3 separate regions of the Homo sapiens genome follow, and all the other regions are linked to region 2. The links are chromatin loops, found by intact Hi-C in ENCODE. Cell type or tissue: gastrocnemius medialis. All regions are shown on one strand.

Region 1 (2,500 bases), 110 kb before region 2:
GGTGCTATGCTGACTCCTTTACAGGTCTCTTTCTTCAGGTACCCACTCCCCCACACTATAGACTGCCTATCCACACAGGGGCTGCCACCCAGGAACCAGCATGGACCTGCTGTCCCCTAGAACCGGCATGTGATCCCAAACTACCACAAACATTCATGGCAGTCCCAGCTGGATTTCCAGGTTGCAAGTCACTGTTCTTTTCTTGTTGACTGCTGATTCTGGAGAATTATTTCAAAAAATCTGCCAGCAACACCCCTGGACCCAGAGCTACCTTTATACATTTTCAACAGTATATGTCACCTTTACCGCTATGAAATGTTTTCTAAAGAGAGAAAAAAAGTTAAGCCAATCACTATCGTCTTTTTCATTCTAAAATGGAAGCCATAAAAACCAATCATATGCAATCTCAGTTTTGTTTTAGGCTGCAAAGTTTAACATCCTTGAAATATCAACTCAAACTCTTGGATCAACTGAAGTAAAGTTTTCAGAGCCAACTAACTTTATAAGAATAAGGACAGTCTTACAAAAGAAGCTATCCAGATGCCTCATTGGTGACTGCTTGAATGAATATTTGGTAAATTCAAAAGTATCTTTTTGTTATCTAAGCATAAAAGTTAGACTTAGTTCAATTTGTGTGTATTTCCCTACACGTGACTATCATTGTGGCAAGCTACCCTAATCCATATTTCCATTTTAAAAAATGTTTTAGTTTTTGAAACATGCCCAGGAGCACATTGTTTTCAGCTTATTACCAGAATAAGTTCAACCAGAATAGTTTCAACTTTAGTGAAAACTAAAAACAGTTCAAGCACCCGAGTGCCAATTCTAAGACCTCTGACACTCTTTCCTGATGGCCACCACCAGACTTTGGCTGAGTCATGGCCAAATTTAACCTCACCATTTGTCTTCTGGGTAAGAGAGGGTGGGGGTGAAAGAGACAGTGATAAACATAAAAAATCCAGCACTACTGAGGAGTCAACAGCTGAAATGAAAAACTAACAAGAGATGTCTCCATTTACTATTTACACTCCTCAGATCATAAGCCTTCCTACTTATTATCCTGCACTGCCACCAGACAGTCCCCCATGGTCAGAAAGCCACCAGAATGGGCAAGGAATGTATCAACCATCTAAGTGAATCACAGATAAGCTAAAAGAAACTGGCCAAAAACTAGCAGTACCACCTGACCCCTCTCCTAGAAGATGGTTCTGACTTTAGGCAAACACTGCTCTTAAAAAATCCTATAATAAGGGAGTGAGAAATACTTAACATCAAATTTCTACCCAGTGTCATCTAAGGGCTGGTTGTTAAACCAGCTGTCCCGAGCCAACAAGGGCTAGCCATATGCAAAACTACTAGCTTATATAAGATCCTCATATCTCACAGTCACCTCCCGAGGCAGCACACAGACACTGGTGCATCACCAGGTGTGGGCAGGCTGGCACTTAGAAGTTCTTCAATCACACCAGAAGGGGTGCTACAGTGTCAGGTGGCAAGTGAGAGAGGAGACTGCAGATTGGCTCAGATGGAATGATTCATTTCCTGGGTGTTCACAGCTGGTTTATGACTCCAAGGTTGTAAGTTTTGGCCCACATGACATCTGACTGTATCTGATGGCCACAGACTATACCCTCAACTGTAGCTCATCTGCTAACAAGTGTACACCATCAATTAATTCAACAGTGACATGTGCCTGGCGCTGTCACAGAGGCCCGAGAGAGTGTGGACGGATCAGTATGAATCCAGTACAACTGTAAGGAATGCCCAGGGCACACTTCCTCCCTTTCCAGGCTCCGCATTCCAAGAGAAGCTCAGCTTCATAAAACACTGAGTCCAAGAGGAGACAGAAAAGTTAATCAAGTGTAACTTAGCAGGGTAGCCGGTTGGGAGGCATCAGATGCCTCCGGAAGTCATGGAAGCCAATACAGTATCTTCCTCAAGGAAGTGGCAAAGCTTTTCTCAGTCCTACTTTAGGTCTGCCCAGTAGACCATGCTCCAGAGCTAGCGCTCCTCAGCAGGCTAGCTCCCTGACTCAAGGATCTACTCTTCTTGATATGGAAAGAAGGATAAAAGAGAGCGCACTTCCTTCCCTTCAGCTGTGTTCCTCCCTGGCCACATGTGGCCACATGAGACAATGCTGGCCCAAGGAATCCCTCCAGTCTCTGAGGTCTGTCAGACACACTAACTCACTATTTATAGATGCCCCATTCACCCACTACTTAGGCACTTAAAAGAGCATGGGTTAGTCCCAACCCAGTGTCAGCACAGATGCAGGTTTGCTTTCTGCATTTGCTCTTACAGTAAACCTAAAAATTACAAGTAACAAGTTGCTACAGGGTTCCTATTGAATATCAGCATTCTTTCCTTCCATGGTTTATATAAATTCATGAAAACATGTGTGAAGCATCTGCCTTTTTATTTAAACAGAAAGCAAGAGCTCAGACTGCTGTGCTGTGGCATTTTATGTACAAACCCAACAGCTAAACTGGGAGCTCCATCC
Region 2 (2,500 bases):
GTGACTCCCCATCCATCCATCTCCTTTCTTCTTTGCCCCAATTCTCTTTCTGTCATCTTTTCTGTAATTATTTTCTTCCTGTCTGTCTTTCCTCTTCCTTTCCTTTTCTGTCATGTTTCTATTACATGAAATGAAAATAATTTTTTATTCAGTTTGTGGTCATTGACAACAGCCTCTGCTCCCCAGTCAACCCCATATATTAGCTTAGCCCCGGGCCCACTGCTGCAGGCCACATCCCTCCAGGGGGCTATCTTCACCCACCCAGAGCCTTGGAGCCTGATCCTGACTCCCATATCCTACCTGTGTCTCACCTGTACCAGGTGCCCTTTACCTCCCTTTCACCAACTGAAACCCCACCCTCCTTCTCCACGAGGCTTTCCAGGCCATGCAGTCCACGTGGATTTTTCCCAAGTTGACATTTCTTTTTTTTTTCTTTTCTTTTTTTTTTTTTTGAGATGGAGTCTCACTCCTGTTGCTCAGGCTGGAGTGCAGTGGCACGATCTCGGTTCACTGCAACCTCCACCTCCCAGGTTCAAGCAATTCTCCTGCCTCAGCCTCCTGAGTAATTGGAATTACGGGCACCCACCACCATGCCTGGCTAATTTTTGTACTTTTTAGTAGAGATGGGGTTTCGCCATGTTGGCCAGGCTGGTCCCAAACTCCTGACCTCAGGTGATCCACCCACCTCAACCTCCTGAAGTGGTGGGATTACAGGTATAAGCCACTGCACCCGGCCCCAAGTTGATATTTCTATAGCCCCACAGGCCTATGTCACACTTTGACATGAGTCATATGCTGCCTTCAGTTGTTACTTCACTTTGCATTATGTTTATGCCTTACTTCCCCAGCCCATCATCATAATAAAGGATATCATTTTCACATTCCTGGGATCAGTAGCATTGATAGAAATAAAGCTTACCACATAGCCAAGCTCTACTCCCCAGCCTGTGTAAAACTAAGCACCAACTTGTTCCATTTAATGTCATGTCAACTCAGCTTACATTTTTCTCTGACTGTGTTCACTCTGCACACTTCTTTGGGTGTCAACACACATCCTTCAGGTTTATCTCTGACAGATGGAGACAGGGAGCCAGGCGGAACAACAGAAGCCATGTGCTGAGTTCATTTTTTCACCCTGTGAGGGGTGATTACAGTGCATTGGTCATGAACCAACTGATTTTCATTTTCTCACCTTTGAGACGGAGGCCCAAATGCCCCACTTGCCCTCTTTCAGGGTCATGAGAGGATCAGCCAGGCTAACCTATGTCCCAGTGCCTAGTAAACTGCACAGACATGCTGTGGTTCTAGTACTGGCGTATTCTGTAATGAATCACTGTCCACAAAAATGCACTCAGTTCTGGGAACAAAAAACCACTCGTATCCTTGACTATTGTTCTGGACAGGACTGCCCAACAGCTCTCCTTTCCCTGCTCCCAGGCACATGGTGCTGCTGAGGTTGGATGGAGGAGCAGCAGGAAGACTGGATAACCTCTCTCACTTCCGGGCACTGGCAGCTCAGACACTAGCCGCTCCCGGACTGCCGGTGTCTGGTGATTCACAGAAGCTGCGGTCAGGAGCCTGCCTGAGTCCTCCTGCAGCCTGAAGCTATGATCTGATATGGGAATGAGTAACAGATCCCTCCAAGGTGAGCACCATCACCTGAAATAAAATCTCCTACGCAGAGCCTCCACGGTTGGCAAAAGGCAGAATCTCCGTGTTTGGCAAGAAGGGCAGTTGGACTCTGCAGCCACCACTCCTTTCTCCCCAGGTCTACCTTCCTCTTGGAATTTCCCATTAATCAGAGCTGCTGCAGCCACTGTGGCCACACTTGCCTCAGGGACCCTCCCCCTCACACAAGCTCACAACGCTCTTCCCCTCGGCTCAGCATGGGCAGGAACGGAAAACAAGGCTTAGGAACAGTACAAGTGAGAGCACCTGGCTCACAAGCTGGTACTTCCCCATCGTGAACTGCAGGCCTTAAGTCTGGCCTGGTCTCCCTCCATAAGAGAAGACCCCAATACCCACCCCACCCACGAGAGCCCCCAGGCATGCCCACACCATCCAGGACAGCATGCCTTCTCTTGCCAACATGGGGCTTCCTTGCAAGCTGTACTTTCCTGCTGGAGGATCTAGCAGGGACTCAGTAGGGAGGCCAGAAACAAGTTTTTGATACATTGAAGAGTTGGTTCTACCACACTCACCTACAGTGTGGGGGAGGAGTTATAACATCCACAAATCATGGCGACAGTTTAGGGATCTGAAGGCTAAGGCTCCACCCTACAGACACTTTCCTATTGCTGCAATCATCATGTATATTAACATATGTTGCACTTTTTCCATTTAACATTCTTGCAAATATTCAAAAAAATATTTGTTGGGGCTTACTATGTAACAGACCCTGTCCTAGGAACTCTGAAATGAAAGGTAAGTTAATGTGCTTCCTGCTACTGGGGCTTTACATCTGGTGGAGGGACGCAGCCACAGGATGAAGTGAGACCCA
Region 3 (2,500 bases), 350 kb before region 2:
TTATCATTCCAAGTTTTATCAACATCTAACACATGAATATACTTGTTGGGGAAGAAATGGAAAACTCCAAGCTCATGACAATGTCCACTTGCATTTCCAAAGTGGGCCGAGGTGCCTGAAGGGTGTTTTAGTTGGCCTGATTATCCCAGGACTTCAGTGAAGTAGTCTTGTTTCCAAATCAAGGGAATGAAGTTCTAGAACTTCCTAGTATTGTACAGGGCTCAGGCACAATGTTTATTAGTCAGGGGTATGATCACAGAAGACGCGCATCCTCATTGCAGAAATGTAACCATTATTGATAATATAGTTCCTTTTTGGTTTTAATAATATATGTATATATAAAACATACCAACCATAAATCTTACAAATTCTACTAAAGTATATATACCTCAGTAAAAATAATCACACATCTTAATGGGCAAAAAATACTTGCATAGGTGAAATTAGATTATGGGTGATATCCAAAGAATTCAGTTGTCAAATATGACAAAGAAAAAATTCAAACTATATAAAAATGTCTATTATCATAAGTGCAACTGATGTAATATTCTTGGGCGATGGTGCACAAGTATGATTTGGAGTTAGAAGATCCTCTTATTTCTTTTTTTTTTTCCCCCACTTACAAAACATAAGTAAAGTGGTAATACAGCCAGGTCCAGTGGCTTCCTGGTCTTAATAAAACTGCACATCTGATATGTCAAATGATTCATCATATGTTTTTTCAGAGCCACACAAGGTGACAGTGAAAAAGACAAGCAAATGTAAAGGAGGTGATAGACTCTTAGAAGCTACCGTACTCGCTCGTGGATAGAGTGATGGTAAAGAAAACCAAGTTCCTACAGCAACAGCGTACTGTAAGAAGGAAAGGAACTTAGGAGAGTCATCCCACCACTGCTGTTCCCCAGTGACCCCATCCCAATGCCAGGCTCTCTGAGGGATTTAACTCCAGAGCCTTCTTCAAGCCAAGGACTGCTGAGTCCACACCTCCCCAGGGCCTCTGGAACATCTCCCTGGATGTCAGACAGGCTCCTTGGACCACCCATGCCCCATGCTGGAAGTCTCCACCCAATTTGCTTTTCTTCCAGTATCGTCCCAGTTCCTTGTTTCTAACATCCATACACTCGTGCAAGCCTGAACCTCTACTCATTTTGCGTCTCCTCTTACCCTCCAGGCGGCAGCCAACTCTGCCAAACCTGCTGCTCCTGGCAAGTCCCACAGCCAGTGCCATGTTGGGCACGGTCATCTCTCTTGGACTCTGACACTGCCTCGCGGCAGCCCTTGTTCCTGCAGCCTCACCCCAGTGGCTTGTTCTATGCTACTAACAAATTAGAATTGGTTGCCTCCTGCCTCCTGTCTCCTGTTTCCAAACTTGAACAGCTCCAGTGGTCTCAGGATAAAGTCCAGCCTCTTCCCCAGGATGTTCAAGGCACTCTGGGATCCAAGTCTTTTTTGTTTTTGTTTTGTTTTTGAGACAGAGTCTCACGGTCACCCAGGCTGGAGTGCAATGGCACAATCTCGGCTCACTGCAACTTCCACCTCCCAGGTTCAAGTGATTCTCCTGCCTCAGCCTCCTGAGTAGCTGGGATAACAGGCGTGCACCACCACACTCGGCTAAGTTTTGTATTTTTAGTAGAGACGGGGGTTCACCATGTTGGTTGGGCTGGTCTCAAACTCCTGACCTCGTGATCTGCCCACCTCGGCCTCCCAAAGTGTTGGGATTACAGGTGTGAGCCACCGCGCCCAGGCTCTGGGATCCAATTCTACCATTCCTGGTTTAACTGCCCACCCTCCTTATCCCCAGGGGCACTTCAGCCAGTCCAGGCAGAGAAGGAGACACAGACAGGAGTCCTTCAGGATCCTGGATCTTCTAGCCCAAACCTGGACCTGGGATTCCAGTGGCAGAAAAGCGGGCAGAGGTTGGGGCTTCCCTTTCAGAACCTGGGAAGAACATCCAAGCCCAGGGCTTTGGTAATCTTGTGGGCCACATGGACCCCTGTCTGTATAACTTTATAACTTCACAGACCTCCAAAGTGTTCCCAAGCAGTGAGCAGCTAAGTCACCCCATCCTTCCATCAGTGTTTACTGTGGCTCTACTATTGCCAGGCCCCAGGCACTGTAGGGAACACACCAATGAACAGAGCCTGGTTCTAGTCCCTGAGGAGCTGGCAGCTTGGCAGGTGCAAGATGTGCAACGTCGTATCAGTCTGACTCCAATATTACTCACTTTGGCCCCAAATCTTACATCCCATTTGACAAGGGTCATCTGTATGGTGACCTTTTCAGGACTACAGGTAACTTCAGCTAATCCCAACAGGAGGTGCCCTAGGGTAAAGGACAGAACTACAGACAGGTAATGGTGTCTTCGGGGTAATCAAATGGTTACCTTATTATCAAGACCTAACTTAGCCCAAGTGTGCTCAGCCCAGGACCACACTGGACTGTGGAATCTGAGAGCTTGACACCGTAGGATCTACATGCCATCTTAGAAGTTAACAGTGAC

What was found. A loop is a pair of places that touch in the nucleus more often than their neighbours do. Peaks named below come from ENCODE experiments on the same cell type or tissue, not always from the same donor. Only the 100,000 strongest peaks of a DNase experiment are listed, where the experiment ranks them.
Region 1: it touches region 2 in a loop (4-fold over the local background); 21 of 110 quality-filtered maps call a loop at or near these places.
Region 3: a loop joins it to region 2, with 2.5 times the contacts of the local background. A loop is called at or near these places in 9 of 110 quality-filtered maps.

What each region holds. Positions count from the first base shown.
Region 1 is chr18:36,419,394-36,421,893 of GRCh38, reverse strand. The region is part of intron 3 of FHOD3 (formin homology 2 domain containing 3); the gene reads right to left. Among named protein-coding and RNA genes, the nearest start is that of FHOD3, 120 kb to the right of the region's middle. In gastrocnemius medialis, a CTCF peak has its summit at 1,461; DNase peaks (open chromatin) are centred at 857, 1,503 and 2,143; H3K27ac peaks cover 1,932 bases.
Region 2 is chr18:36,308,640-36,311,139 of GRCh38, reverse strand. All of the region lies in intron 1 of FHOD3 (formin homology 2 domain containing 3), which reads right to left. Among named protein-coding and RNA genes, the nearest start is that of FHOD3, 12 kb to the right of the region's middle. In gastrocnemius medialis, no CTCF peak of the experiment used is centred here; a DNase peak (open chromatin) is centred at 1,559; H3K27ac peaks cover 352 bases.
Region 3 is chr18:36,659,235-36,661,734 of GRCh38, reverse strand. The region is part of intron 14 of FHOD3 (formin homology 2 domain containing 3); the gene reads right to left. It overlaps LOC105372071 (a long non-coding RNA gene), which reads left to right. Exons shown (of 3, transcript NR_132982.1): 2 at 726-818; 3 at 1,172-1,346. Among named protein-coding and RNA genes, the nearest start is that of TPGS2, 170 kb to the left of the region's middle. In gastrocnemius medialis, no CTCF peak of the experiment used is centred here; a DNase peak (open chromatin) is centred at 1,224; H3K27ac peaks cover 1,135 bases.